3 separate regions of the Mus musculus genome follow, and all the other regions are linked to region 1. The links are chromatin loops, found by intact Hi-C in ENCODE. Cell type or tissue: left cerebral cortex. All regions are shown on one strand. Each heading gives the region's core, and the rest is flanking DNA. Links, peaks and the distances in the headings are about the cores only.

What was found. Peaks named below come from ENCODE experiments on the same cell type or tissue, not always from the same donor. Only the 100,000 strongest peaks of a DNase experiment are listed, where the experiment ranks them.
Region 2: it touches region 1 in a loop (2.5-fold over the local background); 2 of 42 quality-filtered maps call a loop at or near these places.
Region 3: it touches region 1 in a loop (2.3-fold over the local background); 16 of 42 quality-filtered maps call a loop at or near these places.

What each region holds. Positions count from the first base shown.
Region 1 is chr5:98,163,350-98,174,269 of GRCm38, forward strand. It overlaps a transcript of Prdm8 not described here. Among named protein-coding and RNA genes, the nearest start is that of Prdm8, 12 kb to the right of the region's middle. In left cerebral cortex, for the core only: a CTCF peak has its summit at 4,367 (motif pointing right); DNase peaks (open chromatin) are centred at 3,958, 4,354 and 5,707; H3K4me3 peaks cover 2,312 bases; H3K27ac peaks cover 582 bases.
Region 2 is chr5:97,592,358-97,603,277 of GRCm38, forward strand. No RefSeq gene overlaps it. Among named protein-coding and RNA genes, the nearest start is that of Gm34029, 39 kb to the right of the region's middle. In left cerebral cortex, for the core only: a CTCF peak has its summit at 6,633 (motif pointing left); DNase peaks (open chromatin) are centred at 6,540, 8,394 and 8,537.
Region 3 is chr5:98,022,088-98,033,007 of GRCm38, forward strand. Antxr2 (anthrax toxin receptor 2) reads right to left here and starts at 8,930. Exons shown (of 17, transcript NM_133738.2): 1 at 8,311-8,930; 2 at 7,497-7,568; 3 at 5,384-5,455. The coding sequence starts at 8,462. It overlaps Gm34226 (a long non-coding RNA gene), which reads left to right. Exons shown (of 3, transcript XR_389370.3): 2 at 2,665-2,709; 3 at 5,258-5,393. It also overlaps Gm42759. In left cerebral cortex, for the core only: no CTCF peak of the experiment used is centred there; DNase peaks (open chromatin) are centred at 5,618, 6,979, 8,189, 8,442 and 2 more places; H3K4me3 peaks cover 1,597 bases; H3K27ac peaks cover 272 bases.

The DNA of each region.
Region 1 (10,920 bases), core at 1,114-9,113:
TTGTTTGGTTGTTGTTTTGAGACAGGATCCTCCTACACAGGCCATACTGCTTTAGAGTTTGCTGTGTGATATACTATTCCTTCAAGGACTATACTAAAAACAAAAGAATTGTTTAAAATAACAAAACAAAAAAACAAAAACAAAAAACAAAACAAAACCTTTTATTTGGATGGGAGAGATGGCTCTGAAGCTAACAGCACTAGTTGCTCTTGCAGGGAACCAAGGGTCAATTCCCACAACATTGGTGGTGGTTCAGCCTGCAATTCCAGTTCTAGGGGATCTGACACCCTCTTCTTTTTTTTATTAGGTATTTTCTTCAATTACATTTCCAATGCTATCCCAAAAGTCCCCCACACGCTCCCCACCCACTCCCCCACCCACCCACTTCCACTTCTTGGCCCAGGCCAAGTTCCCCGTACTGAGGCATATAAAGTTTGCACGACCAATGGGCCTCTCTTTCCACTGATGGCCGACTAGGCCATTTTCTGATACATATGCAGCTAGAGACATGAGCTCCGGGGTACTGGTTAGTTCATATTGTTGTTTCACCTAGAGGGTTGCAGATCCCTTTAGCTCCTTGGTTACTTTCTCTAGCTTCTCCATTGGGGGCCCTGTGATCCATCCAATAGCTGACTGTGAGCATCCACTTCTGTGTTTGCTAGGCCCCGGCATAGTCTCACAAGAGACAGCTATATCATGATCCTTTCAGCAAAATCTTGTTAGTGTATGCAATGGCGTCAGCGTTTGGAAGCTGATTATGAGATGGATCCCCGGATATGGCAGTCTCTAGATGGTCCATCCTTTCATCTCAGCTCCAAACTTTGTCTCTGTAACTCCTTCGATGGGTGTTTTGTTCCCAATTCTAAGAAGGGGCAAAGTGTCCACACTTTGGTCTTCGTTTCTTGAGTTTCATGTGTTTAGCAAATTGTATCTTATATCTTGGGTATTTTAAGTTTTGGGCTAATATCCACTTATCAGTGAGTACATATTGTGTGAGTTCTTTTGTGATTGGGTTACTGACACCCTCTTCTGACCTCAGAGGGCACCAAGTATGCCTGTGGTGCACATACGCATGTGCAGGCAAATAGTCACATGCAAAATAAAATAAATCTAATAATCTAAATTTTAAATCTTTTTATTTAGGATTTTCACCTATAAATCTGGATAACGTTGCTTTGCTTGGTGCTAACACGAACTCTTTTTTAATCCTTCTATTTTTAAGAGTTCTCTTTGTAACCCATCACCTGCTGTCAAAACCTTTATCATCCTTTTTTTCTTTCACTTTGAAGACTAGTTTCCCCAGACCTCTTTGGTGGTATCTATGGCCACGTGACTCAGAGCCAAGTCATGAAACCTTAAAGTACTTCTTTCACAGATGAAAAGAAACAGCCACATCTCTTTGCTCATCCCTTTCTTTAACATTAAAATAATAATTTGACACCTGGAGTTATAGCAGTATTATGGTGATCATGAGCCAACACATACACAGTTGTTAAATAATGTTTCTATACATCAAAGAAGTAAATAAGCTGCCTATCTTAGGGTTTCTATTCCTGCACAAACATCATGACCAAGAAGCAGTTGGGGAGGAAAGGGTTTATTCAGCTTACACTTCCACACTGCTGTTCATCACCATAGGAAGTCAGGACTGGAACCCATGCAGGTCAGAAAGCAGGAGCTGATGCAGAGGCCATGGAGGGGTACTGCTTACTGGCTTGCCTCCCCCAGCTTGCTCAGCTTGCTTTCTTATAGAACCCAAGACTACCAGCCTAGGGATGGCATCACCCACAATGGGCCCTCCCACCCTGGATCACTAATTGAGCAAATACCTTAAGGCTGGATCCCATGGAGGCATTTCCTCAAGAGAGACTCCTTTCCTTGTGATAACTCCAGCTTATATCAAGTTGACACACAAAACCAGTCAGTACACTGCCCAATTAAATTTCAGTTTCTTAAAAATTCCTAGTAAATTTGAAGCATTAGTATGTCCCAAATGCTTATAGCATATATTTTTAAAGCATAGTTTTGTAGATAATAATGCACATGTACACGCGTTATATTGTGAACAAGAGCCAACGTATTACAAATAAAAATAAAATAAGAATGCTGTTCGGCTGAACTTTATGTGGAGTGCCATGCTCTCTTAACAAATTCCTGTTTTGGTTATTAACTGTATTAAATACCAGACGAATAAAATAATGTTTATAAAATGTGCACATCAAAAGAAAGACCCTAGTCTTCAGCCCATCCACCAAGACGATCTTTGCCTGGGTTGTGTTTAGTTTTCCTCTTCCTTTTAAATAGTTTCCTTCTTTTGTTCAGCTCTATCTTTGGCTAAAGTCTAGGAACTGGAGCAAGGCCTTTGATTCACTACAGTAAAGTTAACCCTGCATCCTCCCCCCACAGACACACAACCCCCTTCCACATACAAAGCGCTAGGCTGACAATGAAGCAAATTTCAAAGCAGGAAGGCTCTCTGTCAAGATACTCAAAGGCCACCTCCAAGGCAGAGAAGTTGATCTTTTCAGACCTAGTCGGGCTTCTAGATAGACAAAGGTACAAGACAAACTACAGAGAAGGAAGTCTTGCAGTGAAGGTTGGAATATGGGTCTCCTTGTGTTTTCAGAGAAGCAACCTCGACCGCCAGGTTTTCTCAAGGGTCCCTCAGTTTCTCCAGGGTTCAACAGCAGGCATACCCCTGCCCCAGCCTCCCTCCTGCGATCCTGCATATGCTTTCGGGCTAAACGGCCCTTTCCCTGGTTATCTCCTCACGGGATACATCTGCTGGGTGCCTAGCATCCTCAGCTCCGCTTTCATCTTTTCGTGTCTCAACACATTGTTTCCTCCAGCCCTGATGGCAGTGTGGAAGGGAGCCATCCCACCCGGCCGCGCTTTGGGATTGGCAGCGAATGAATGATTGGCAGCGGGCATCTCTGTCAGAGCTTTGGCATGCCGCAGAGTGGGAGCCCCGTGCTAATGAATGCCATCTACACCTACCAGATGTGCCACTGGGTGACATGCCAGGTCTTTTACATAATGCCATTCTGCCGGACACGGGACAGCTGGGGGTGGGGGTATCCGTTAATGCCTTGCAGTATGAGTGGGTCTGTCTTCCCTTTATTTCGTTTTTTTTTATTCAGGCTACCGTCTATACTGTCCATAAGCCCAATTAGCTCCCATTATGTTGCCCTTAAGACTATAAAGCTGAGGATGTCAGCTCGAAATTGAAGAAACTTGAGCTCAATAAATAACTCCCCTGACCTCCCGCACACACAAAAATAGCCTCTCTTCTACTTCCCTGAGTTTGCTCTCGGCCTCTCGGCTGCCATCACTAGAGAAACCGCTTAGACGTGTATAGAACAAATCGCAAGCACCTGAGATATCTGAAATTAAATAAGGGGAGGGGAGACTCCACACGTCTCACCCCACCTCACCCCATGTTAAATGAACACGAATGAGCTTCGCACGCTTCGGTGGCCCCCTGATTCTTCTCGCTGTCTCCATCAGCAAGAAACTAAAGAGTGTTTTCCTCAAGGGAGATACCTTGTCCAAAGTGTGTGTCAAGTTATGGATAAAGTTTGGGGGTAAGAATGTTTCCTGAAGTAGGGTGAAGCGCAGGGAACTAGAGACCTGGTGGGTTGAGGGTTTCCACTCCAGAGGGTGAACTGAGGCGCTCAGGATATGCTAGATTGTCCCCTACGCTTCTGCCACATCTACCCACAGAGGGTACCCCAATCTAGGCTTCCTGGGGAGAGCAGACCTCAGATCCTCCCTAGATAGACTCCTACCTTCCTCACACTCCTCCTCCCATAACCGCTACTCTGAGACCAAAAGGCTTCGCTGCCACTAGGCGCTGCTCCCACGCGCGGGCCACTGCCCTCAGCCTAGGTAGGTTCCCCAGGCAGGGCCAGTCCCTGTCACCCGCGCCCCGCCCGCCGCCAGGCTCCAGATGGCGGTTCCTTGCGCTCTGTTTGCGGTCCCCCAGACGCCGCCCCGCAGCAGCCGGCAGCCGCTCCCTCCCTCCCAGCTGCTGCAGAAGAGCCCAGTACGGATCGGAAAGCCTAGGCTGGGATACCGGCCGGACCGCGGTTTCAGAGCGAGGGACTTCAGAGGTCGGCTCGCCCGGATTGAGCGCCCCCACATTCCGCAGGTAGGAAGCAGGGGATGCTCACAGGGACCGGAGCCCGAGCTTGCCCGCAGGCGACCACCCGCACTCTCCCTTGACCTTCCTTTTCCCCACCCCTCCTCCAGCGCGTCGAGGGCGGGGCTGGGGCTGGACCACCCGTGGGACAACCAACAGTGGCTGCGCAGCCGCCAGGAGAGGGCGCCCAGCAGCTAGAACCTGCTCTGGAGGCAGGCTGTGTCTGGGCGCCGCACCCCAGCTCAGAGGAAAGCTGCTTCGACCGGAAGGACGCCCCCTTCCGTCCGAGAGTGGTAGTGACCACCACAAGCTTAACAGCCCACTTCTCCGTTTTTCTTCTGCTCTCACTTGCTTTCCATTTCCTCCCCTCCTCTCCTCTCCCCTCCTCTCCTCTCCCCTCCTCTCCTCTCTTCTCTCCTTTCCTCTCCCCTTATCTCCCCTTTCCCTTCCTCCCCTCTCTCCTCCCCTCTTTTCCCTTCCCCTCCCCTTCCTTCCCCTTTCCCTTCCTCTCCTCTCTTCTCCTCTCCTCTGATCTTCTTCCCCCCTTCTCCCCTCCCCTCTCCTACCTCCTCTCTCTCTCTCTCTCTACCCTCCTTCCCCTGCCTTGCCTAGTTCTCTTTTCTACTCTTTCCTCCGCCCTTGCATTTCGGTAATTTCTCCTATTCTTACAGTCCGTACAAAGACTCAGGAGGAGTTTGTCTGCCCCTGGGAGATGCTATAGAGGGCGATGGGTTTCCTGCCCTGACTTGTTGCTCTGTACGATGCCTCCCTGGGTGGTGAGTCTAGCCATCAGCCCGGAGTATAACAACCCCGGGAAGTTGGGGTTTTCCTCTGACCGTGACGGGGGGGGGGGGGGGGGGGAGAGGAGGGGGTGTATTTGATCAGGGAGTGAGTGTTATGGTGAGGAGCAGCGCAGCCTCAGAATGTGAAGCTCTGGGTTCCCATTGCTAGCCAGAATAAGTGACGGGAAGTTCAGTCGCTTGCTCCTGAGCTCCTTCCTCCCAAAGCACTCGGGACACTCCGCACACTCCTCCCTTAAAGAAGACATTCCTAAGATGGAAAGTCAACCTCCGAGACCAGTCCTCTCTGTTTCTATAGAAGCTGAGGTTGGGGATGGAGAAAAGACGCTATAGGCCACGATGGCCTGGCCCCTGCGAGCCCATCTGACGTCCCCTTTAATCCCCAAGTGTCCCAGCGCGTGCCCACAGTGCCCTCCGGCCGGAGCAGGTTCCATAAGCTCTCAGAGTAAATCCCCTCGGAAACATTAATCACAGCGACCAGCAAGTGCAAACTGCGAGCCCGCCCGGTGTCTGCCCCTTAATCCCTCCCTCTGAAAAAGCAGAGGCGGACAGGGGCTCAGTTTATTCTTTACAGGAGCGGTCTCTTGACCGACTGGACGTGCTTTCCCGAGAATTCACGAAACCTTGACAAAAGTAAAGGGATGTGAGAGTGGAGAAAAGAAGTGAGGGGAGATAAGCGGGAAACTGGGGTGCAGGTTAATTACTGCGGAGTAACCCTAGCCAGGAGCCCAGAGATTGGACAGGAACGGCGGCACTGCGGTGGGGGTGGGGAGCAGTTGGAGGAACAGAACGCTGGGCTAGGTTGGGAGCTGGAGTTGGAACCCAGTTCTTTTCCTTCTGTGCTTCAACCCACGTGACCTCACGTAGGCGTTGTCCCCTTACAAGAATCAGGGTTTGCCCCTTTGGGGCTTGTTGCTCGCACTTGAGATTTCACTATCATGTCGTTCAATTAATCATATTCCAGTTCTCCTATTTTATTCAAAACCGTCTTCCAGTTCCCTCATAATCGTAATTTGCGCCATTGCCTTTTATCTTTGATTAATTAGGAAGCTGAAAATGATAATGGAGGGTTGGACCAATAAATTAGCTTTAAGAACAGACGGACCGACGTCCAGGGCTGCTGTGGGTGGGCACTGCAAAAGGGGGTGGAGGGAGAGTAGCGGCTTCCTGGGGCGAAATACACTAGCCGGCCTCAAACACGTGAGCTAGCACCACTCCCTGACTGAGTACTGAAAAGACCCCTTCCCTAGTTTGAGTCTGCACTTGGAGAGCGGCTAGTGAGGGCGGGCTTCACCATTCTTTGTGAATTTGAGGTTTAGAGACGCCCCTGTTGAAAATATTTCTTCAGCGAGGAGCTAGAAAGTTATCTTTGATTTTTGCCCTTTCCTTCTCTCTCCCCTTACTACTAATCGAGAGAGTGCGAAAATCTAAAATCAGCCCGTGGCTCCCAGGCCCAAGAGGCAAGCCCCCTTTCTCCTTCCACGAAATCGTTCACGCCTCCAGACGGGCTAAACGAGAGAGCACTTTGCGGCTCTTCACGGCTTCGCTCCAGCCTCTTTAGCTTTCAATTGAAAACCAATTAAAGGTTTCTATAAATCTGTTAGCTCCCCTTTTATCTGGGGACCCCTGATGCATGCGATATTGCCCTTTAGATGGCTCTTCCGTGTTTTGTTTTACAATTGTTGTATCAATATAATGCGGCCTTTCTTCTCCTGTCTCTATAGATACAGATACACAAGGAAAACCAGAGCTATTCAGGCTCATTTGTCCAGGAGCCTAGCAGCGGTGCCCTTTCTCTGCGGCTGCTTTCCCTGGTTCGGTAGCAGCAGTTATGGTAGAAGCAGATGGCTGCTGATTGGGGGAGCTTTGTGGCTCTAATGCTGAATACTTTATGGAAAAGGACTTTACCATGCTTGGTTGGGCAGAGGAACAAGAGGGTGAGATTTACGGCCAGGAAAAATAAATCTTTTTCCAAGTTGTGGCTCCCTTCTCACCAGTGTCTCCTCTGCCCCTGGGGTCAAACAGTAAGGAATTGGTCTGATTTGATTTGATTCGCCTTTCTGCTAACAGCATTTTTTAGTCAGGATCTGCGTGGAGCCTGCACCGAGAGCCAGAAGTTTATGAAAGACCCCAGGTTGCGGATGCTGCTTCAGCACGGGCTCACCCCGGGGTGACAAGCAGAAGGACGCGCTCTTAAAGGCTGTTGGAGGCCCTGTTTTCCTGTCTGTCTTGCTGAGCTGAGCGAGGCTTCCTTGCTGGTTATCCTATTATCGGTGAGGAACAAAAGGGGAAGCCAAAGCCAGAGGACAGACACTAATCTTGAAGGAGAGAGGAAAATGACAAATATGGAGAGCCAGGTGTGCTTATCACTTTGAAGGGGTTTGAGCTGGAAGGGAGTTTAAGGGATATCTGGGAATGCAACACTGTTTGGAAGGAGATTTAAATTCAGTTGTTGAGGGATACACACAGTGCAAGCCTCTGCTGGAGGACAAACTCACCTTAACACATACCCTTTACTGTTCATCTTCTCTTTATCTTTCCTGAGTTTTGCTTTTCTTAAGTCAGGTGTATTTTGCCTCTGCTGCTGAAGTGTGTACCCACCCCCACCCCTTGCCTGTAGATGCTGTTTTAAAGCACTGTCATACACACACACACACACACACACACACACACACACACACCGCATTAAGACAAGCTAACCAATCTCAATGCTGGCTCTCTTTCTACTTCAGGTATAGTCCTTGTTTTCCCGACCATGGAAATTCCATTTTTCCACTTTAAGAAACTTCCAGCCCTCCTTCTTGTTCCAAAGTCCCTTTATCCTGCATTCCATATTTTATCCTGACCCTAGAAACTTGTTGGAAGGCCGGGGCAGCTTCCAAAAAGGTCACAGTTTTCTACCAAAAACTTCCTCTACATCTCTGAAGCACACTGCTGCCCCACATTCCAGTAGGAACCTTTACATCTTGTTTCCTTCTAGAGAGGAGAAAACATTTAGTAGTTGAGGTAAGACTCAAAACTTATACTCACTGAGCATGTCAGACAGAAGCATTTAGATGCTTTGGACGGCTAACTTCTGGCCTTTTCCTAAGTCTAGGCCAAATGTTCTACCACACTTAATTCTTATGCTGACACATGGATTTTTTTTCCCATTAGATGTACTCTTCCTTCACAGGAAACAGCAGCACAGAGAAGCTGCCTAACCCCAGCATGTGTCAGAGCTGGGACCCCAGCACAAGCCTGCTCTTGCTGTATTGGAAGTTCAGAGAGGTTAAGAGGTTCTCTCAGACACCTAGCTAGCTAATTGAAGACTCAGAGCTCAAACATACACGTATTCAGCTTGCCAAATAGAGAGCACTTAACTACTGTCTCCATTATCCTTTAGAAGGAGGAATTTGGGGATCCACAAATGTTTCTGGATTCAGAGACTGGGCTGGAGATTTCAGATAGCTGAAGATCATAGCTTAGGGCAAACATAAGTAATTCTGGCTGCGGAGAGTGTGTGCGATAGGAGGAAGCAGCTGCTAGGTTAGTAGTAGGTACCAGCACTGGGGAGGAGGAAGGGGGAAATGGAGGTTGAGGGCTAAGGAGAGCTTAGCCCTGTCTGTCGCCCAAATAGCATAGGAGCTTAGGGCGTGGCTTGCTAACTATCCCTAGGAAAATTAGCAGTGCTCTGTGCCTGAGGGCTCTGGGGCGGCTGCTCTAGACTCAGCTGCTTGCTCCGGGTTTGTAGGGGGCCAGGGATGGGAAGGCTAGACACTTCCTTCCAGCCAGGGCTCGCGGACTTGTGAACAGAGGCAACTGGTTACAAGGCCTCAGTTTTGACTGTAAAACCTGAGTTAACCAGTAAACACATCTACAAGTTCCCCATCTTTCTGAGAGCCTTACCTCTGACAATCCCTCTCCTGAATCTAACGTGGCACTGTGATCTGTAGCACCTCCCAGGCCCGAAGTAGAGCTTCCCAATGGGAATGGGGGAAGGGGAGGAAATCATGTCCATTCCTTTTATCCGTCTATCCTGCCCTCCTGCAAACTCTTGAGGGCCCTTGCGTGGAGAGGCAGCCAGTATCTTCGATAGACAACCCATAACAGGTTTTGCCTACTACGTCTCCCAGTGCCTCCAACCAGAAGTCCTCAGCCTTCATTGAGCCCTCTGGAAAATGGGTGAGCGATACACTTCCCAGCTTTCCCAATTAGGAAACAAAGTGATGCCACGGACATCACTGGCATGAATATTTATTTGCCCTGTAGTACCTATTTCTGTGCGCAGTCGCAGTAACTTCATAAAAGGGCTCCTGTATTGCCTTGCATTCACAGATGAGGCTGAACACATGACGCATGCTCCTAGAGCAGGAGCTAAACCCAGTGTATCTCCTCTGGTTGGGGCAGTACGCCTGCCTGTGCGCCTGGTGCTGGTTTTTCTTGAGTCAGGGCTCTAGGCTTCTAACTAAGAAGACTTGTTCATTAATGAAGGCATTGAGACCTCCCCAGGATGTCAAAGACTGAAATGAAACTAGCCCTGGCTCTTGGAAGTAATCCCTTACCATCTGCCCAGCAACTAGCTTTCCAAAACTTGCTCTCCCTGGTCCCCTCACAGAGTCCTCATTGCGCTCCCTGTGGCAGCTCTTGCCAGCTAGTTCAACCGCAGGAAAACGGAGGTTGAGCTAGGTCACTGGCTGCCCAGCCAGTGAGAGTGCTAACACAGGGGCACTCGCAAAAGCTGGGCGACCAGCCAGGGCTAGGTCGTGGGCAGGAGCAGGTGGGGAACGATGAAGGTGAGAGAAGTGTTTCGGTTAGAGCAGGTTTCACCCTGGACACCCCTTTCTACAGGGGTCACCGAGCACCTAGCAAAAGGCTTTGAGAGGAGGCATTTGGAAGGTGGGGGAGTCTGGGGAAAGTGACAGACCTTAGAACTTCACTGAGCCTCTGCTTTACCAGGAGCACCAAACAAATCGGTTGACCTGTCCCTGCTCTAAGTTCAAGGTTCCTCGGGTGCATCTCTAAAGATGCTCCCCTCCCCCACTCGCTGTGGGCGCCATGTTTCTCAGTCAACAGCTCTGCGTTCTGGTGAATTAATAGAGCCCTTGCTCCTTGCAAGCCTGAGAAATACAGTTGGGTGCTCTCCCATTTTACCTTCTCAGAAAGACTCTTAGCTCTGTCACCTGAGAAGCAGAAATTTCCCTGACCCAGAAGAACCATGCTTTGCCTTGCCTCTCAAACTCTGAGCTCAGATTCGGTTCTAAATGCAATGAGTTTAGGGAGGAGATGGAAACTGCTGTAGTGTGGATGTACACGCTTTCTCCACAGGTTCAGGGGAAACCTACCTGGTGCAAACAACATGCTAGGAACATAGATTAAACCCAGGGATCCATGATGCTGAGGGGGCATCTGCTCAGACATGGACACCTCACAGTAAAATTATATTGAGAATTTATATCCTTCTTAACTCCACTGCTCTGCCTCTCTCTGGGGCCAAAGGCTCTACCATATAGTTTCTCCTAACATGTGTTCTTAAATCAGTGTAACATGAAGACATGCAGCAAGGAGCATTGAGTTCAATATAGGCATGTAGCCAAGGAAAAGACAGAAAGTCATCTTTTTAATTGCTGATGTCAGCATTTTTCACACCCTGTTGTAAATGTATAAGCATACAGAGAAAGGGTTAAGAAGTGTTTATTTAGTTATTTTATTTTATTTTATTTTTTAATGGAAGATGGCACTTCAAATGTCAGGGAAACAAAGATCCATTTGCCACCATGCCTGGCTGATATGGACAGATCCTAAGGTGAATTTGACCTTTAATTGAAGATTTCCCTGTATGTAGTCCTTGATATTTGAATTTCAATTTAATTGAATTAAAAATGTTATAGCTACCCAGAGAGAAATGGGGGTTGCAGAGGGGGTTGGGGGTAGAGACACCATGAATGAAGTCCATAGCCATTTTGGCCTACATTGAATTTGAGGCCTAGGATATCACTC
Region 2 (10,920 bases), core at 2,038-10,037, 570 kb before region 1:
CCGTGAAAGCAATTATACTCATCTGCAAGAACTCTCAGAGGCTCACAAGGATTTGATGCTTAATGTATTGTCCTTCCCTCCCTGCTTCTCTCGCCTTTTTCTTCCCTCCCTCTCTCCTTTCCTTCCTTCCTTCCTTTTTTTCACTCACTACAGAATACATTTGGAGTTTACCAAAGATGTGATTTTTGTGATTTTTCTCAGAACCTGTGTCTAAGCACATTAAATCTTTGGGAAAATTCCTGGTTCTATCGTAACAAGTTGTCTGGACTGCAGGAGCCAAACATTCATTTTTGACCTCTGAAAATGTTCATAATGCAACTGGATGCCTCTTCTTCCTTCCTTCCATCCCTTTTTCCCACCCTCTTCTCCCTCTTCCTCTCTTCCCTGCCACTCCTTTCTTCCTTCTCTGTATGCTCCACCAGTGTGCTGCCTAAGACTCCCTGTCTCTCTTTGGCAGGAGCCGTGGCTTCTGACTGCTCTTGGTTTCACTCTTTACAGCTACCACAGTAGGTCCCACTGGCTTTCCTTATTTGATGTAAAAGGTTACATCAGGCACCTGTTTCTGGAGAACTGTGCTAAGCAGCAGTAATGTAAATATCCGTCACCTACACAACTATAAACATTCGCCATCTATCAAAGTAGATGTCTTTTGCTGAACACTTTAATTTCTGTTTTATATGCTTGGAGATGGTGCCCTTTTTATTCCACTTATGACATCATGCTGAGTTTGCATGTAACGTAGGGACAGCATAGCTGTTAGTTTAATGTTACCTTGATCGTTTGAGAACTCAGGAGTCCTTGCCTATGTGGATAAACTGTTGGAGCCAACTAAACAGCACTTGCAGACCTCAGCTTCACTTGAGTTCTCAAACCTGCTTCTGTCAGTCATTAGTTCTGCCACTCTGGGTGTTGAACTTAGCCTGCTTCTTCTTCATACATCATAGTACAAGTGTACCTGTGCAAAACATGCCCTTACCCACGTCATTACTGCCCCCCACCTGTGTTTTTGTGGGGTTCCATGACCTATATTCATACATACATATACATATGCATATGTATATGTATATACATTCTAACCCAATGAATTCTAACTGCTTATTGTGGGTCCAGTTTCTGAAAAGCCTCTCCATACCACTCATTCTGGAGTCATGTTTTCTCCATGGACCTTAGTAATGGTGCCCAAAGTGGGGTTGTTCTCTTTTTTAAGTTCAGAATGATGGGCATATAATAAAAAGAACTAAATCAGTCGACTATAAAAGATATGATTTCTTCTCTAGTGTTCATCGACTTCAGAAAGCCAAGTTAGTCTTTCCTAATTTCCCAGTGATTTCAATGCACCATGTAATGGTGGCCACCTGGTTAACATGGCAACTCTCTTTGCATTTGGACAACCAGGACTCAGCTGTGTAGACCATGTGTTATCACTCAGGGCTTCCCATAAATTTTATTCCCAATCTCCAGCTAAAGGATCACTGAATTACTGTGTGTGTGGATAGGACTGGCACACACACATTAATGACTGTGATGACATTTAGAAATGGGTCATTTTCCCCCTTTCTCAATAAAGATAGTCTTTGTGGGATTTAAATCATCAATGCTGGCTCTACCTCCCACCCAGTGTTATGTCACCATAAAAATATTGAAGTGTAACAAATGATTTGCTTATCTGTCATTACTAATGAAATAGTTGGAAGCAGCTTAGAAACCATTTTCTGCTTTTATTTAGCTGAGGAAAAATTGGGTTCTATGGCTTCCTTTTTATGCAAATGAGCATGTCTACTCTTTTTGTCGACATTATTATGGAGGGATATCATTGATCATGTCCTCGGGGTAATAAATAATTACTCTACTAACGTATTGCTCTGAAAGAAACTGACATGAAGTAGTTTCAAATTAACCACTGCTAATTGCATGCATTGTTTCCTACTTATTACTGCAATCTGATTAACATGCTACTGAGTAGAATTGGCAGCCAAGGTTCTTCCATGCTCTCTTAACTTCTTTTAGTTTTAAAACGTGGCTAGATGTGGAGTTTATACTGACTTAGAAGGTTAGAGCATCAGTGCAGAGGGAAACAGACCCACGGCGGTGAAATGAATGGGACCACTCCTATCGTTTATTTAATGTTTATGAGATTATGTTTAAAATAGGTGTCTGATTTAGACTTCAAATAGAAGAAGTATGCTTTATTATATTTATAATACTGTGTACATTAAAAATTCATTAGGGCCTTTTGTCACCAGTTTCCTTCAGTAACTCTCCTATATGAAAGAAGGGAGCCCCAACTCAGTGTAACACGCAGTTTGCTTATAAGACGAGGATGAGTTAATTTTGTCTTTCTATCCCTGAAGTTGCCACAAATATCCAAATTCCTGTAAGTTGGGACTCTGAAAAATGTTATATTTTGCTATTATGATAACAAATAATAGCATAATAAATATTATGATAATTATATTAATTATATCTAATTAGCACTATTAGTTAGCATCTCAAAATACTGGGATGATACAAAAGGAAAATGACATTGTTATGCCTATAACTGTAACCCCAGTGATGCTCTCATCACAGCCACTAAATTACTGTCCTTAGATTGCTTTATGAACGTTTGGTCTATGTAAGTACTTACACACATAATTGTATAAACAACACTGGCCATGCACCACATACATATATTGTTCTATGCACCTTACAGTGACCAGCTCATTCACTCTTAAACGTATCTGTACTAGAGGCCCAAATAGTAAGCAGTTGAGGAAACTGAGGTACAAAGAGTTAAGGAACATTTTCTCAGTGGTGGGATAGACAAGGTAGAGCAGTGCTCTCGGCCTTCCTAATGCTGTGACCCTTTCATACAGTTTCTCTTGCTATGGTGACCCCCAACCACACAGTTTTTTCCATTGCTAACTTATAACTGTCATTTCTCTACTGTTACAAATCCTAATGCAAATATCTGTGTTTTCCCATGATTTTACGTGACCCCTGTGAAAGGGTCATCTGACTGAAAAGGAGTTGTGACTCACAGGTTGAGAGTCACTGCCATAGAGTCTGTCTCCTCTAAAAGTCATGAGTTTTACCCAAGTACCATGCTGGGACAGCATATGTCCCTGGAATACATACACTCATTGTCTGTAGCAAGGTAAAATGTATTCATTGATGGGTGATTCTTAGGTCATCTTTAGCCCCTGTAAGTTGGTGTAAGATCGGTTTTTATAGCTGATAATACTCCACACTGATCTATTTATGAATAACCTGCTTTTTTCTATGCATCCGAGTCCTTGCCCTTTATCATGCAGGCTAAAATTTTCTCAACACCCACATCCCTGTAAGTCCCACAATCATATATAACTCTATCCTTCTCTTGACTTAGACTATACATGTCTTTTCAGAGCTGAGGCTAATGACTTCATGTTCGTATCTTGAAATCACCAAAGCAGAATTGTTTAGGGCATGAGAAACACAAACACCCATACCCCACCTCGTCTTCTATTCTACAGTACTCTCTATGATTCACTATTATCCTGTCCATGAATGAGCAGTTCCCCTGGACAGAGGGTTTCTTATACAGTTTTCTATATTATGGAGTCCCTGTTGCATTACAATGCCAATATTCATGGGTCTGAACCTTTCCTGGACCCAAAAGAGTAACCCACAGTGGTAGAATTTCAGCATCTGGGCAGCCTTGTAGCATATGGCCCACGAGCTTTCTCTTTCAATTCTGCATCCATGGCAGATATCACTAATCTGCCCTGACATGATGGAATTTGGCTTGAGCCCCAGAATCCTCATCAACAAAACAGTCTCTGATCTGGACAGCCCCTGCTGGTCTTGATATCGGAGGAGTTCAAATTATTTACTATACCTAGACTCAGAAATTCTTTTTCCTCCTTATGATAGATAGTCATAGGCTTCAAAATGAGGACCATATAGGGAAAATGACAAAAAATTAAATATCTGAGCTTAAGGTCTAGTTGTCATTCTACCTGATTTAACATAGTCACTATGCTATTTATATGTACATACATGTGTGTTCCTGAATGTATGTTTGTTCAGTTAGTTAATGAAATAAATATATTTGAAATCATTCAAATGTCAATATTCTTTAACTGATAATCGAGAGAAAGGAGCTTAGTTTTGACAAAAAAATGTTTAAAATTTTACAATTAGGATGTTATCTAGAGATAGAACAGTCTAGAAAATAAAATGCTGTGCACTCTTTTGCCCTTTACACTATTATGACTCTGATGTTTCAGGACGATTCCTCTAACTTTTGTTTAGCTTTGGTGCTGAAGGTTGAATGTGGACCCTTGGCCCGCTAAGCACTTTATCACTGGGCTGAAAGTACAGCCTCTAGAGAAGGTACAGGTTTGTTGGGCAGTTGAAAAAAGAGTATTGGAGATATATTGATTATAAAATTGAGTGGTTTGGGGTCTATGTGGAAGGGTTCATTGGCTCATTAACGCAGAGACAAGTGATTGGTGAGATTATGTGGCCAATTTATACACGAACAAACTGACTTACTAGCTACATATAAAACTGCCCGACCATGTGAAAATAACCTGTGTGCTTGCAATAGTTAAATAGTTCAAGGGTTCCCATAAAGCAGGGGAGGTTTACGGCAATATCTGAGGAAGGAGGGGAAGGCCTGAGGCGATTAGAGAAGGCGTGCAGGCACAATTCTCGATTAGGAATGAGCATAAGATGGGGACAGGTAGAAATAAAAGAAAGGAGCAGCACACTGTCAGAAAGGGCTCTGCAGAAAGGAACGACTTATTTACCGGACAGTGATGTCAGGTCGGGAGCATCTGCAGTAGGAAGCTGTGGTTATGAGGAGTGCGCAGGCGCACTAGATACGCGCTTTATGTAGATGTGCCTGCCAATTCAGTCTGCAAAACCTTTATATTTGGTACTTTGGGTTTTAGAGCCCAGTATGGTAGTCGTTATGGGAATCTTTACTATGTAAGGGCTGGCTTCTGTGAAAACAAACCCAAGAGTTTAAATTTAGAGAGCATGGGTTTGAAAGTCCGATTGCTGCACAGGATGGTTGACTCCATGGGTTGCCTGACCTCTGGGAACCTTCCTTTCTCCATGCGGATAAAGTATGTAGCTGCTGAGGATTGGAAGGCATTTGAGGAATAAGTAATTATGCTCATTTCCATCTCTACTTTGAGACCATTTGAGAGACCAGTGCAGGACTTAGAGAGGAAGAGATGAAAAGATTTGTGTGAATTGTAGTAGCTTCAGGTTGCCGAGCAAGGTACACGCAACTGGGCTCCCTAGTACTGAGCCAAAGCTGATTCTATTGAGTATATTTCAGGAGTCATGAGATCTGACTAAGCTGTTTGGAGCATATATGACATGCCTTCTGGAAATGGCCAAAACCACTTAGGTGATAAGATTTTCAGGGGTTCAATTTCAGAAAAGAAATTGGGTGAGACAAACAGCGAGCCTCCACACATCACCTGGACACTATTCCAGTGTAATGCTCCAGGCTAGAGTGGCCGAATAGAAGGCGTGATATGTATTAAAGAAACAAAGGTATCCCAGAGGCAATTGTCAGGGCATTAAGCAGAGACATGCAATGGATTCCATGTGAATTGGGAAGTGGGCGGCAAGCTTTCACAATTATCGCGATACAGGCTTTTCTCCTCTCCCTTCTTATAAGAGCATCCAGCACACATTCAGAAATCTGGCAACTGAGCAAACTCATGAGTGATAACTTCAGATCAGCTGGACGTCAGAGGGCCCCTGGAGAGGTTCATTAAAGCCAGTGTTTTTAAGCAGCCAGAGGGCAATGAGAACCATCAGCAAGATGTTTAAACACTCGATTCTGCCGATAGCCCAGCCAGCTTTTAACTGTATCATGGAAACTGTCCTGGGGGTGCAGCTGGACATGAATCCAGCTCTGCGTTGGCACAGCCAGAAATTCTCTTTTTGCAACAAATCTCCACCCTGGTGAGGTTTGTATAGTTTTGGCATTTTCATTGCAGATTAGTGAGTGAATCAGCCACCAAGCCAAGAAAAGGAGAGAAAAAAATCTCCAATAAAAGTCAACCAAATCAAGATGTCTTCATCTATTTTTCAGTGGAGGGAAATATAGCTGGTCTCCGTGATGTCAGGCGTTGCATTGTATGCATATGGGGGATTTTGTAACATCCGGTTTTGTAGGGCATGATGAAGAGGAAGCCTCAGCAGCATCCCTTATTATTTAGTTATTTTGCAAAGCTTGAGTAGTGACACTAATGTCAATTACACAAGCAAGGGAGAAACCAGAGGCACTCGAATTCAGGAAAGTAGCCAAGTGTACATGAGAACCGAGGAATGTCACCACCAGACGGAGGAAACTTGCAAACACCTATCGGCATTTTTAGGTAGAGAATGTTCAAGCATATTGCCGGTGGGTGCTGCCTGTGCCTTCATTTCTCTGAGATTTAAACTAAACAGATATTAAAGGCATTTGAAAACAATAAAAATGACAGCTTTATTCACGTAGATGTGAGCATACGAATGTGCGTGTGTGTGAGTGTGCGTGTGTGTGTGGGGGGGGGCACACAGGGGCATGCACAATGTGTGACTGTTGCTCATTAGATGGTGCTTTCCACCTCAGGTCTTGTAGAGGCGAGGGAGCCCTCTACTGATTAGAAACTGTACGAGTTGCGAACTTATCAAGGTTACTTTTAGTCCACTGCTTGCATCTCTTCCTAAGGCAGGGCATTTTGCTCATGTCTTTTTCAAATCCTAAGAGAAGTATTTTTGTTTTTATTGTTCGTCCTCTCTCTCTCTCTCTCTCTCTCTCTCTCTCTCTCTCTCTCTCTCTCTTTCCTTTGTTGTTCTTTTTCAAGGAATTGACGGTGTTGGTAATATACTTGCACAGGGGCAAGTAAATTCCGCTCACCTTTCACTGTAAAGGTGATTTTTGCTTTAATTCAAAGAAATCACAAAGGTTTACATGATTGTAATATGAATGTGAAACAGAAATAACATTCGACGGTTATCTTGGTTTGTCCAACTTGTTTTTTGGTAGATGCATTTTTTCGTGTATACTTTTATTTCTGAAATAGAAAAACATTAACTGAAAATGGTAGCAATGTGAGCTGCCTTGAACAGGTTTGGATGGGCTCTATTTTTATAGTTGTAGTTGTTGTTATTCTGTTTAGCTTAATATACACAAATGAGCTACATAGGGGTAAATTAGTAGCTTAGTTCCTTTTCTGTTTATCAAATTTCAGCTTTGCGCCTTTACAAAATAATTACAGACATGCTTAAAAGACTTAAACCAATAGGGGGGAAATACAATCAGACATGCTTTCGATCACTTTCAGCGTGGCCGGGTTCACTGTAGTATAGGGTTACTACCCTTCCTCACCCCAGCACGATGGCAAATTATGTAACATGAGGAGTAATCATTCCTGTTTCTAATAAGAAATTAATATATTTCTTAGAAATTTACATGGAATTCCATTCTATTTGTATAAGGATTTAAAGAGGAGTTCCTGAAACCATGTTTTTCTTAGATGTTCACCCTCAGTTTGTGTCTGAGTCTACCATGCTGCCTTGAGCTCTAACTCTGTGTTTCTAAAAAGCTTGATGTGTAGAAAGCATGGTGAGATAGCTGGCTAGGGTGCAGGAGCACTGTAGCTTTATCTCAGGTCACCTTTTGGCCCCAGCACCTATGCTGTTTCCATGCCAGCACCTACTTCCTCAGTGGTCCACCCTTTCTTTTTAAGTTCCTGAATTAAAGGGGACCCTTAGCTTTGCTTGGAGTACAAATATGAAAACATGTAGCAGGTAAACCCAAGGTGATCAGTTCACTGTTCATTACAATCACCATAAGACATGCCTACTGTGTGCCACCTTACTCACATAGTCTAAAGGTCAATTAGTGCTTCTCGAGTGCTGTGTCCTCAGGGACTCACTGGCTTTATTTCCTAGTAAGGGCAGAACAGCTGAAGCAGCCAGTCTGCCTCTGAATACTCACCTACAATGAGTTTGAATGGAGCTCATTTCTTCTGGCCTTTAGTGTCTTTAGGTCCGAACATCTATTTCTTGTTGGTTTGACTTCACATTTTTCTTGTGTATGTGAATAAAAATACATTGCAAGTCAGTTCACAGCGCAGAGCTGATTTGCACAAGCCCTGCTACATAGCTTCTGATGCTTTCCGACTAAAGAAGTTCAGAGTCATCAACTATCACGAGGTTCACAGTAGGCTTTTTTTATTCCTGTCACTTGCCTGTGATCCCTCAGCAAAACCCTGACACTCAGTCCTTCTGATGTGGCTGAAGGGCTTAGTCCTTGTTATGACCAGAAAATTGGCCACCTCAGCATGGTGTCAGCAGCAGATTCCTGTTCTGTATACAATTTAAGCCTTGCTGACGCTCAGAATGCAAATATGTCTTGGGTGACTTGGTTTGTCAGGCTCTCTGATACCTGCTTTGGGTTAAGGTGGCCGAGCACTTTAACAGGGAAGCCCTACTTCAGTTAGGGTTGTTTGCCTATCACAATAAAAAACAAATCCCGTTGAGGATGTGTCCAAAGTGTGCACATTCATATGTCTATGCAAATAGCATCTTATACAGCAGAGCGCTCAACTCAGCCCCCTCACATGGAATGCTCAGTGCCTGGAGCTACCGTAGCTTGAGTTTACTGAATGTTGGAGACGAATCGTTCAGGGTCTATGCTTTGTTCAACGATCAGGAATGGATACATATAATTTGGGACCAGAAATAAAATCTGCACAGGCAGAGGGAATTTAATCAAGCCTGAAAAAGAAATGATTATGTTACTTTTTGGAAAGAATCATCTAGTCTGCTGCATTTCCAGTGAGTTAATTTAACTGTCTGGGCAAAAAGTTCCATGTTATTCCAGTGTTATTATGTTCTTACCCACTAACCAGAGGAACAGCATTATTTTAATTTATAACTTGTTATTCCTCTTCATATGTAACCAGTAGGTCAGCAAACCATTTCCTTCAGAGCATAGAGTTGCCTGCTGAATAAAATCAAACTGGCACCTTGTACATTTCTGACATGTTTTGTCCTACCGCAGGACTGAATTGTCATGCTTACATTTGCTCTGCATAAACCATTGTTCTTGCAATACTTTTTTTTTTTTTTTAATGAAAGACTCTCCCCACCTAAAAGCTGATGGGGCACAAGTCACAGTGTCTCAGGAGATCATCAGGCTGGAAATGTAGTTCTGGTTCAAGATCACAGACAACACAGGAAAAGGACACCCTGCCCAGGAAAGAGCATGGCTGCACTACCCAGCCAAGCATGTAACTAACCGTTTAGTCACCTTCTCTGTCTATGAATGACAGGAGTACATTTTCAACAGGCAACCAATTTGGTCTAGAAGGGTTATATTGCAAATCCTCAAAGATTGCTTCTGGAATGTTCTTAGACATTATTTTAGATCTTTTTATGTTGGTTTCACTTCCCGGGCATTATTTCACTGAAAAACCTAATACTTCTTAAAATTAAAAAACAGCCAATGGTTTAATAACAAATGCAAAGTGGTCCTGTGCCAAGGACATTTTAAGAACAATCAGTCACTGCTTAAGACTCATGCAGGTAGGGCTACAGAGTATAAGAAGTGCCCTATAGTCTCAGGATTCCAGGTTTAGTACTTAAGTGAGGATTTGTCAATAAACTAAATCACTCATGGAATCCATGTCACTTGGGAATAAATTGACCACTCTATGTGTCAGCATAGATAATCATCCAATGGTCTGAAAATGGAAAACCCAATGCTGATAATTTCTTTCCATCTATGGTAATGAGCAACTTGGTCATTATCTGAAGTTGGTCATCTGTAATTCAAGTGTGTCAGTATTTAGGGAACCCTGTAAAGACTGGAGTGTGGCACTGTCTGACTTAAAGTAATCTGGATTCGCTGGATTTCTGCAGCCTCTCCCTTTACAAGACTAAACAGAAATGCTATGCTCTCACAAACAGAAAGCAGACCAGACAAGACAGAGCCAGTTTGATCCTATTTTTAACACGCACTTGTTATGTCACCTCGGGCACAGTCCCAAACGTCTACAGCTCAATTTCTTCATCTGGAGGAATTACACAAATCATACATTAATCTAATAGTTGGCTGAGAATGCAAGAGGAGTCAGGAACAGAGTGTTCAAGCATTGCTAAAATTCGAACGAGGATTATTTATAATTGTATTTAACACTATGTTGGCTGACTCTCCTATTTTCAAAGATAAAATAGTTGTTTCATCTCTGTGTGCCACAGGTTGTTTGAAGTATGTTACCTGCTGACATGGCATATAAAATTACATGTGTAAAGACATGTTTGTTATTATTATTTTTTTTTTTAGCTATAAACAGGCACAAAAAACTGCCAGATGCTAAGGTTTGGAAAATGTCTTGCTCGATTACACTTAATTTTGGGGTCTTCTGATATCTACTGTTTAAACAGTGACAAAGTAAAAATGGGAAGATAATTCCATTGCTCAGCTACCAACATATCAGTGGTAAAGCAGCATTGTTTGCCATCAATAGATCAACTGAGATGAAAGTGTTCAATGTCATATGCATGAAGGAGCTGCAACAGCAGAGTTTCCATTTTCAGAGAACAAATGGGACACTGTGTATTATTCTTTGGAAGTGAAATCTTCAATTTGTACAAATCTCCTTTCTTAAGATTCACTGAAGAGTTTGAAATGTAAGTGGCAATTAACCTAGTACTAAATATTCCTTGAATCTAAGATGTAAAAATTTCCATGGCTGGATTGACCGACTCTTCATATTCCCCAGAAATACTTGCAGTCACTGCTGAGTTTGTAACTTGCTCTGTGTCATCCTGAAGAACTTCTAGGTAGCAGTTTAGAGCTTTATTTAGTGGGCTTGGACTGCTCTTGGGCTTGGACTGTTCTTTGACTAAACTTCCATAAAGTTACTATGCAAGTGT
Region 3 (10,920 bases), core at 2,010-10,009, 140 kb before region 1:
GTAACACACCAGTGTCATCCAGATACTACAGCGCTCCTATGTCTACTTGGCCCAGCATCCAATCTCTTCACTAGAGAGGTGAAGATGGGCCCTCCAAACTGAATGTGTTCTGGATCTCGATGCTTTTTCTTCAATCCTTCAATTCCATTCTGATTACAAACCTGCAACCCATGGCTGCAGAACTCTATAAGGTTTTGACATTTGAACTCAAGCACTATAAGGATTTTTCCACATGTATCCCTGTTAAATACATGAAGATTGAAATTAGGATGATACTCATCATATTTAGTCTCCTGCCTATAAGAAAATCATTAAATACTTCATGTTTATCAACCAGACTTCTACTCCATGTGTTTTTTAATAAATACAATAGATAGAAATTTTTATCTTTTTTACAAAAGAAATTAAATTCATGTTAAGTATTCTGCAAAATGGTTACTCAATTACTGTATCATATACCTACTTTAGATAAGTATTTTGATTTAATCACCTATAATGACTGCATATTCATCCTATGTATATAGTACAACAAAATATAATCAATCGAGCATAGAATTTAAATATAGTTTCTCATTATTACACAAAATTCTTTAGTGTCCAGTGTTGAACCTATTATCTGTCTTTGCTGAGACAGTGCAAAAACTGGAATCTCTTACTTGAAACTTGCTACTTTTATAGATACTGACAATTTTTCTTCTAAAAATTATGTGCTAATTTATGAGTTATCAACTGTTTATCAAGAACTACTTCCCCACAAGTAAATATTTAGTTATGTTTTAAAATAATTAGAAGAAACTCATTCAAACAATAAAATGCATATATTATATAAACTTAATTAAATGGCTTCTATCATTTCTATAAGTTTGTATAAGGACTATTTTTTCCTAAGTTATATTATACTCAAAATCTAAAGTCCAGTTTGGGTAGACAAGTCTTTCTTAACTTGAGAAAAATATATAGATGGTAAAAAGGAAGTGGGAGTATTTACAATTGCCATGTAAGAATAGGAATGGGGTAAGTAGCAAATACAAGAGAGTGTTTACATTACACTGCCATGATTTATACTGTTGGCCTAACTAGAGTCTATTGTAGTAGCTCTGAGCATTAACTTAGGTTCTGGCATCAGAAGAATTCCACCATTCAACAAAGATTTGTTGAGCTTCTATATATACCAGGCTCTGTTCTAGGGTTGGGTATATGAGTGAACAAGAAAATGAAGAATGCCATACTTTCATATACTCTAGGCTCAGGGAAATTCATATTCATTCATTCATTCATTCATTCATTCATTCATTATTTAAAAAATAAGAACAGTGGTTTTAGAAATACTGGGGAAGGGTATGGATACCTTACACTTGGAGGCAAGGCAAGACTTCTCTGAAGTTATCCGTGAGATGAGCTTTTGTTTCATTGGCTGGTTTGGAGTTTTGTTTGTTTATTTTTTTTTGATACTGGGATCAAACCAGAATCATACTTATGAACACTCTACCACTCAGATACATCCCTAGCTCAGGAAAGGAAAAGAAGAACAGGACCTCAGAGAAGACTTGGGTTAGAGAAGGAAGGCCTAACTTGAAATAAGCTTGGCTTGTTCATGGGATGGGAAGAAGGCCATAGGACCCAGGAAAAGAGTGAGGGGCACCTGGATAGGGTTTTGGAGACATTTGTTTCTCTTCCAAGGTGTTAGAATGACATAGTCTACTTAAACATTGGCTAATACACTGCTTGGCACTTGCTACTGGGAGTCCTTAGACAAGATAGATGACCTATCTTAAAGTACAAGTAATTACATAGAGTTAACAGAGGTTATGCATAGAAAGCACTTTACAAATTATCTGGCACATAATGATTGTTCAGCAAATGTTTTTATCTAAATCATTATCACAGAATTAAATAATTATGAGCAGAATTGGGCAGAAATCACTATTCACATTTATGTGCAATAGTAACTAGTAACACTATCAAAATTCATTCTTTTTCCATATTCTGAGAGGTTACATATTTACATACTGAATATTGCCTCTGCCCTGACCCTCTAATACAGGGGTTTTCACGCTTCCTAATACAATTCTTTTAATACCGTTCCTCATGTCGTGGTGACCCGCAGCTACGTAATTATTTCATTGCTATTTCATGATTGTAATTTTGATACTTTTATGAATCATAATGTAAATAATTTTAGAGACAGAGTTTTGCCAAAGGGATCACAACCCATAGGTTGAGAACCACTGCTCAACTACGGATCTTGGTTATTTATGTGTATAATCATGCCCTGACTATCTATCTATCTATCTATCTATCTATCTATCTATCTATCTATCTATCTATCTATCTCATACACACACACACACATTAGATTACTATCTTTGTGGAATCCAAATCTCATATATAAAGCAGACAGGTAAGTGAGTATATCAGGGACCTAGCAAGTACATGGAGAACAAAGTCCTGGGAACAAGAAAAAGGCAGGCATGCTTCAGATGAAAGTATTTAATTTGATAAAAATTTAAGCTTTGGGTATCTAAAATGTATAACTGAAAATTGTCTGCCATGATTATGATTTTGTGGATTTACCTAACACTAGACATCATGCCAAAATCATGACAGAAGACCCAGCCCTGACGTGCATACTTATTGTGTTCCCATTTTGCTTCATCTCTTTAGCAACCCCTAAGAAACACGAAAGAACAACTTCTTGTATTTGTCAAGGTACTGTGAGTAAGAAAACCCAAAATTGTGAAACTTTCTGTACTTTTCTTTTGCTTAACTCTTACTTTTCAAATCATATGCTTAGATCTGTGTGTGTGTGTGTGTGTGTGTGTGTGTGTGTGTGTGTGTGTGTGTGCATACACACAAACCTTTGGGAAAGTTTATATACAGTAAGGAACCCAGTTTCTAGGTTTTAATACAAAGAGTCACAGGGGTCTTGGAAACAGTTGTCCACTGATCTTCCATCTCAACAAAAAAACTATTTCTCTAAATTTAAAATTGTGGACTGATTCTATATCCAAAGATGGAGAATCACAGTTAATTTGATACCAATTCAATTAGCAGAACTAGTAACATGGTAGCTTAGAAGGAACTAGCCCTTTTTATTGGAGATTGCTCTATGACATATAAAATATTACACTGCCCATTGTCTTATTTGGATCTCTACAATAACTCTAAGAAAACACTGCAGATTGGACATCTGTGTTCTATCGACAGAAAGGCTGACACTGAGTAGGATTCATCTCATTTTGTGTGTTCGCATGCACATGGAGGTCAGGGGACTATGATGGGTGTCAGGCCTTTGGTTTTCTTTGTTGTTGTTGTTGTTGTTGTTGTTGTTGTTGTTGTTGTTGTTGTTGGTTTGTTTTTGGTTGGTTGGTTTTTTTGAGACAGGGTCTCTTGTTGGTCAGAAGCTTCCTAATTAGACTAGGCTGTCTGTCCCAAAGCATCCCCAGTCTCTGTCTCTGTCTCCCAACTGCTGAAATTACAAGTGTGCACTGCAATATCCATTTTTTTACATAGTACTTGGAGATTGAACTCAGGTCTTTAAGCTTGCATGGATGCACTTTACTGACTGAGCCATCTCTCCACATCCAAAGCTCTTATCTCGTGAACACTAACATATTACATCTTTCCTTATATTCATCAACTTCAGTTCTTGCAACTGTCTTATAAGGTGGGGTTTACTCTTGTCATCATTAGCAGCAGCATCTACATGAGGATCCACATGAGTCATAAGAAGCTTGTTGTTAAGCAAGTTACCCTTCGTCACTCAACTAGTAACCTAAAGGGGTGGGATTTAAACCCAAGTAGATTCAGATTGGTAACTCTTGAGTGTGTCGTTAAGTTGCCTCTTGAGTGACAGCCTCTTCTGCCACCAATTTCAGTCCCTTATGCAGTGGATTTAACCATGGACAAAGGACATGTCTTGAGCTTACATAAAAGATTTACATCTCCTCCCTACATGTCTAAACATTATCAATCTGGGCGACCCGTGACTATGTTTCATCTCCAGCATGATGGAGAACCCATATGCAAAGTGCCTAGCAGAAACCCTGGCACAATGTATGCAACTGTCAGTTGCTGAGCCTTTGACATGTCTGGCATTGTGCTAAGTGCTTTGCTATGTATATATGAATATCATGAATATTAGAACTGTGTTTTTCTTCCTTGACATGCTAGATCCAAACCTGACTCTTTGGAAACTAATCTGGACAGTAAAGATATGTCCTTTTCATAAAAACAAAAATTTTTATATTGAGACACATAGGAAAATATGTTCATGGGTTATAAGGGACTGTCAGTGTTGAAACCACATGTTCATAATAAATTAAAGAGGCAAAATACAAATAGGAATACTTAAGTCTGAGCAGGTCTCGCAACCTAGAGAGGGTTTCCTCTTCAGGCAAAGAAAAATTTGACACAAGAGTTACATGTGTGCTCACACACACACACACATATGCACACACACAAAGTATAGTATAGCATAGTATAGTATAGAATAGTGTGATATAGTATAGTATAATGTAATATATATATATACATATATATATAATTTTCCTAATTGAGTCAATTAACTATAAACAAGTTATCTCCTTCAGTGCTTTTAAATAGTATGCCTTATTGATCTTTTTAAACTGAAAGCTCAAGAAATAAGGATTAAAGCATATTAACTGGGTTTTACAAAAGAAACCTAAAAACTATTTTCACAATTATTTTTTAGAAATTCACACATTCTGTAAACCAAAGCACTGCAGTCGCCCTTGCTTAAAACTGTGGATCAGAAAGAGGTGATCCCGAAATGTGGTTACCACATTCCTTCAGTCAACAAGTATTCACTAACCAAGGTCTTACACACTTTCTGTCAGATGAAGTAAAAATGGAATCATAGCACTCCATTTCTGATCGTAGACTCCACAGTCAAGAAAACAAAAGTAACCCCAGGAAAAGCAGCCATGAGTCAGATACGTGGATGGTTGCTTCCAATGTACCACACTATGATCAGACACCATAGAAAGGGTCACAAGAAATGGTGTGACAATGGACAGGAAAGCCACTCCTTTTCTAAGCACTGAGGGGTAGCAGGGTGTGTGTGTGCGTGTGCGTGTGCGTGTGTTGGCGTGTGTGCAGTCTTTTGTTGCAAGTCACTGAACTTCAGAGAAAGACTAGAAATGTAGAATATATTCCACAACCAATATAGATGATATTGATTTTCAGATGGTCTACTCCTGCATACTCATGCTGCCTCTCCCTTCTGTTCCTGCAGAGCACTGAGTTGTCTGTGTGTTCGCTTGAGCCCACGGAGAGGCCCAGATCACCACACGGCAATATCAATCATGCCTTTATGATTCATCTCTCCTAAAAGCCTGCGCTGAAATGATAATGCACTAACCTGTCTCCAGTTAATGGCAAAATAATGGTTGCTTGGGAAGAAAACACAATGAAGGACAATCTCATTTCAGGGCTGCAAAATAAGGAAAGAGGCAGTTAAAACATTTTCAAAAGAAATATTGGTACAATACAAAAGCAGAGCCAGGAATCTCATTTAAAATTGGTCTCCCTGCACAGTCCCCACTTCCCTTAAATGGAACTCTCTCAGTAGATCAGCTAACTCTGCACAGCCCTCCTGTCTGCACTGCATTTCTTTTTATGCAGTCTGTGCTTCTCCGCTCTCAGAACACTCCTCCACAAATGACTGGCGTTTACATCTAGAAAGAATAACTGGACAGTCTCTAGGCTGCTGCAAGACTCTTTCCTAGAAAAATGTTCCTTCCTTTGACCTTCTCCTACTTCTCTCTGCAGGAGGCCACACCCTTCACTTAGGGCTGGAGAGAAGTCAGCTTAACGTAGAAGCCACGTTATGATAAGAGTCCAGACAAAAGTCACCGTAAATACTGTAAATGCTTAAATATCTTAATAATTACATTTCTTAATACTTTGAGCATTAAGAAATCACCTTTTGACTTGGCATTTCAAATTCCCAATCTATATTCCAGGATTTTGGCACTAATGTCACCAAAAGGTGGTTGTTTTTAGAAAAGCGTATGCTAGTGTTGCTCAGGTCTGAAACTGCAGTTGTGAAACTGAGACACAAGCTGGAAGGTCCAAAGGCCCTAGCTCCTGTAAGCACTGTGCTTGACAGCAGCTATCTTTTATTCATTTCCCCACAACATATAATTAGTAACTGAGCAACTATACTTGAGCCAGAGAACAGTATATGCTATAGAAATCCAAACTTGCAAACCAGATTCAATAAGAGCCTCGTTTTCTTCAAATGTGACATTGAAGTAATCCGTTGCTTTTGAGTAACACTGAATGACATTCTCAGCACATTCAGCGATGGAATCAGAAACTTATAAACAACGGTCTGCTTGGCTTTGACAGTTACAGATCTAAGCTCTTATTTATATTCCCTGCCTAGATGGTTTGACCTCAGACCCTGTCCAGGAACCAGAGTGCTATCTTTGGCTCCTGAAGCAGGAGACTGAAGATTGAACACCGACAGGCATACATTTTTATAGGGACAGCTTTACGGCTGCCAATAACCAAAGCGGGGATTGCCTAGGCCTCTACAGATTGTTTGAAGTTACTTGCAACATGACTTTCAAAATGTTTTGATCATCCAAGCCTGTTTTACAGAAAACATTTGGGCTCAGAAGACTGAGGGAGGCAATATTTAATGACACAGCTCCTATCCGTGTCCCTCCCATTACCCTGATAAACTTGCACTTGTTCCTGGCATCCAAAAAAAAAAAAAAAAAAAAGAAAGAAAGAAAAGAAAAGAAAAAAAAAAAAACAGAAGAGGGTAACCACAGAAAACATTGCATCCAAGGGTTATTTTTAAATAGGGATTGCCACTAATTCCTGGTTACTTCTAAATAAGAGAGTAAGCTGGATTTACCAGCAGCCATGCTTTTTATAGCCGAGGGAAACAGTGTTTGCTAGTGAAGCCTCCTGCATATATAGAACGGTTACATTTTAAACCAGCCACACACCCACACATTGTGTAAACACAACTCATTTCTTTAAATGCACACACACACAAGTGCTTTTTCAGCTAGTGGGTTATTAACACATGTTCATTTAAAGTTTTCCGACACTTTTAAAATGTGGAAGTTTACAGAGCCAAGTGTGTGGAGTTGAAAATATAGTACAGACACTATTAGGATAAAATGTATTTTTTAAATGTGATAAATTATGAGAAAGCATAACTCAAACTCAAAACAGATGAGTGGTCGAAAAGGAAAAGACATTAAGAATTGTATTTGAAGATGTTCCCTCACACCCTGGGCCAAGTTTCTGGGAGCCAGATAAATTGAACTTGCAAGGGTTAGCTGAAAGTCTCGCCTGCACACCATGTGTGAAAGGGCCACCTTGAGACGTTTAAAATTCAACATTTTGATTTCGGGAAAGATTTCCCATGAGAAGGGTTTTAGAACAGGGAAACCCGGCTGTTTGTTCGATTTCCTTTCCAATGCCAAGAAAGGTACGATGGGGAGACATACCTCACAAATCTCTCTGTCAGCTGGTGGACAAAATTATAAATTTCAATCCAGTTATTTGCTACACTGCCAGACCTGAAAAAGGAAGATAAATTGATCAGAAAGACAAAAAGTGGGCCTTAATGGCAAACATTTCTTCAGTTTTAAAAGGCGCATGATGGGGGGTGGAGGTCGGGGGTCAGGGATAGGGGGCGGGGACTGACTCCCCTCTTCAAAGTTAAGTGTGCTTGTTCATGTCCATGTTCAGAGCTGAAACTTTAGTGTTTGGGCTGAATCAAGGAAACCAGGAAGACCACACTTCTTGGGGGGGGGGGGGGGGACACTTGCTTTGTACTGTTTAGAGAGAGACCTGGCTTTTCAAAATAAAAACACAAGCCCTCATTTCTCAGGAAATGCAAGCCACATTGGGTATATTAAGGCTTTCCCCCCCCCCCCCTGGCTCCCAGTGTGATCAGGATAAAATTAGGCAAACTTTAGAATGTCCGTGGGGGTCTAGGGGGAGTATGATAAAGAGGCACAAAAGTTCCTGGGAGGAAACGAGCTGCAGGTGGCCACACTACCGTTTCCCAAAAGATTCCAGGACAAAAAAAGCACTGCACGCCTCTCCTTTGGAGAACCAAGTAGCCCTGGAGTCTCGCAGCCCCTATTCCTGTACAGCTAATGAGCTTGCCTTTGAAAGGAGTCAGCCACATGCACACTAGGGAGAGTTCCCTCGTCGCCTCCCCCAGAATCCAAACACATCTCAACTTCAGTCCTAGCTGATTCAGAGCTGCCCTCCCCCCAGGAGACCCTGACCCCACAGTCCTCCTTCACTCACTTGTCCAGTACGAAGTACAAATCGAAGGCTTTTTTGCAAGAGGGCTGCTCCTGGGCTTGCAGCAACGACCCCGGACCGCCCACAGCCAACAACCACAGGCCAGGGAACAGCCAGCTCCCAGGGCTGCGCGCCCGGGACCGACCGGCCACCATCCTGTGGCCGGGGCCCGGCAGCTCTCTCTGGCTCACAGTCCCTTGGGCTCGGGGTTCTGGGCTCCGGGCTTCACAGAGCAGAGACGTGAAAGAGGCGGAGTCACCGGGGACTCGCCCGGGGGTCAGAGGCTGAGCGGGGCTGGGATGCCCTCTCCAAGCTCAGAGCCACCCAACAGCTGCCACTGAGGAGAGAGAGCGAGGTCCTGGGAGGACAAAGAGAGTCTCCGCAGCCGCCACAGCTGCCGCCGGAACTCTGGGCAAATCCCAGTGGACAGAGTCCAGTTCTCCCACTCCGGATTCCGGAGAGTTGCTGCAGACAATGAGGCCCGCAGCGACAGCTCTCGGGACAAGTTCCTCGCCTCCCGCTGAGTCTCCGGCGCCCACCCGGGAGCAGAAAGGCTGGCGTCTAGCTGCGGTGGTGAGCTGCGGGACAGGCACCCGCGGACCCCACGATCGCCGCGGGAACTCAGCCGAGTCCTCCTCTTCCGCCTCTCTTCCTCGGACCGCCCAACTCCTCGCGGCACTTTATAACTTTCTTCCCTGCCCCAACCTGGCGCCGCGCCGCGCGGGGCGAGCCTCTGCAGCCCGGGATGCTAAGCACCCGGGGGAGCGGCAGGCCGCCGGGCACCTCAGGCCTGGGGGGTGGGAGTGGGCGCTGACCGGTCTGCTCGTGCGAGCCCGAGGGCGGGGCGCCGGGAGGAAGCCCGACGAGCCACACAAGCACACTTGAGGGTTCGTGCTGAGCAGCGGATGACTAACGCCTGCCAGATTTCGGAAGGGAGAGAGGAGTTCTGAAAAACAAACGTCCTCTAGATACTAAACATATCCAACTCTCCCGCAAGCCTGGCCCGGCCTGTTTTCCCCAGCTGTGCTGGAACGGCCCTCCGCGTGGTTTAGAGACTCAGGACCAGCTGTCTCCTGGATAGTGACGGCCTTATGCCTCATCCCTCCGCACCTTTCATCCATCACACACCGACCTAGTGACGCAGGATTTAAGGTTTAAGAAAGGGGACTTCCTCTTTTCTTTCTCTTTTTTTTTCTATTTGATAATTTTTCCATTTTTCATTAATTCTGAGAGTTTCATGCGACGTGTACTGATCATATATATTTTTCACACACACACACCCAACACCTCCCTACCCCTAACTCCTCTGAAATCAACCCTCACCTCCCTACACACACCTCAACTTCGTGTCCCTTTTGTCAAGAACCCATAGACTCCAATTTGAGCAGTCTATATACTCCTGGTCCACGTGGGGACCATTCAATGGAGTAGGTTTAGCCTTCAAAGAACCACACCCTTAAAGAAAACCATAGCCCCACTCGGAAGCCTTCTACTGTGCATAGCTCCAGGGTGACCGGTGGGATTTCATTAAAAAAAAAAAAAAAAAAAAAAAGTTTCCCACTCCATGCTAGCAGGTTGACTGGCTTGATCTTCTGAGGATATTGTGCGACAACCTCAGCGGCTGTGTGTTCATGCATGCAGCAATCCCGTCATGCCCAGAGGCCAGCGCTGAGCTGTAGTGCCCCTGACCTAGAGTTCTGTGAATCTTTTCACTCACCTTACTCCCACCCTTTGTGGATTGTCCTGGAACGTTAAGGAGGGCTTGTGATTTGTATGTCCCATTTGTGGCTGGGCAATCCACGAGCATTTATTCTCTTCGATTTGACCATTTGTGGGTTTGTGCATTAACCACCATCCCCTGCACTGAGAAACTTGTCTGATGAGGTCTCAGAGTTGCGCTGGCTGATCTACAAGTAGAGAGACATGAATTCAGAGGGTCGTTTGCTTTGATGTCCATTTATTTGACATCAAAGTAATAGGTTCATTCCTGTGGCCCATGAGCACCACAGCCACAGGCTCTTGGAGTATCTTGGAGAAAGATACGTTTCTTTCTGTGGAGTGAGCCTTAATCCCAATCAGAAAACAGTTATCACCCTATATTGTAGAAATGAGCATATCTCTCCATGTTAGCCATTCCTGTGGCTTGCAGGCTTCACTGGTAGGCAGGACTATTGATGGCTTTTCTCTCTTGGCAGCTCACATAATCAATTCTAAGACTATAAGAGCTAGATTTCGGGAGACTACAGGTCAGTTCCAGATGGGTTCCTCAAAGTCCTGTGTCCAAAATGCATGGTGTCTACAGCTAAAGGGTCTTGACATCAAGTTCCGGTAGGCAACCAAGAGTAATGGTAATAGCCTGTATTGATTTTGGGACACCTGTGATCAACAACTTAAAGGAAGGTTATCCCACACCCCACTGGGCTTTTAATTTGCATCTCTCCCAGCCAAGACAAAGCTAGGAGCCAGTGATCACTTCGGTAGCAATGAAAAATCACACCTGGAAATATCTAGTCCCACTCTCCCTGAGCCCAGTTATCACGGGTTTCACCTTGAAAAGGCTAAGTAGTGGAGGAGATAAAGCCAGGTAACTTGTAAGCATTGTGCAATGTGTAC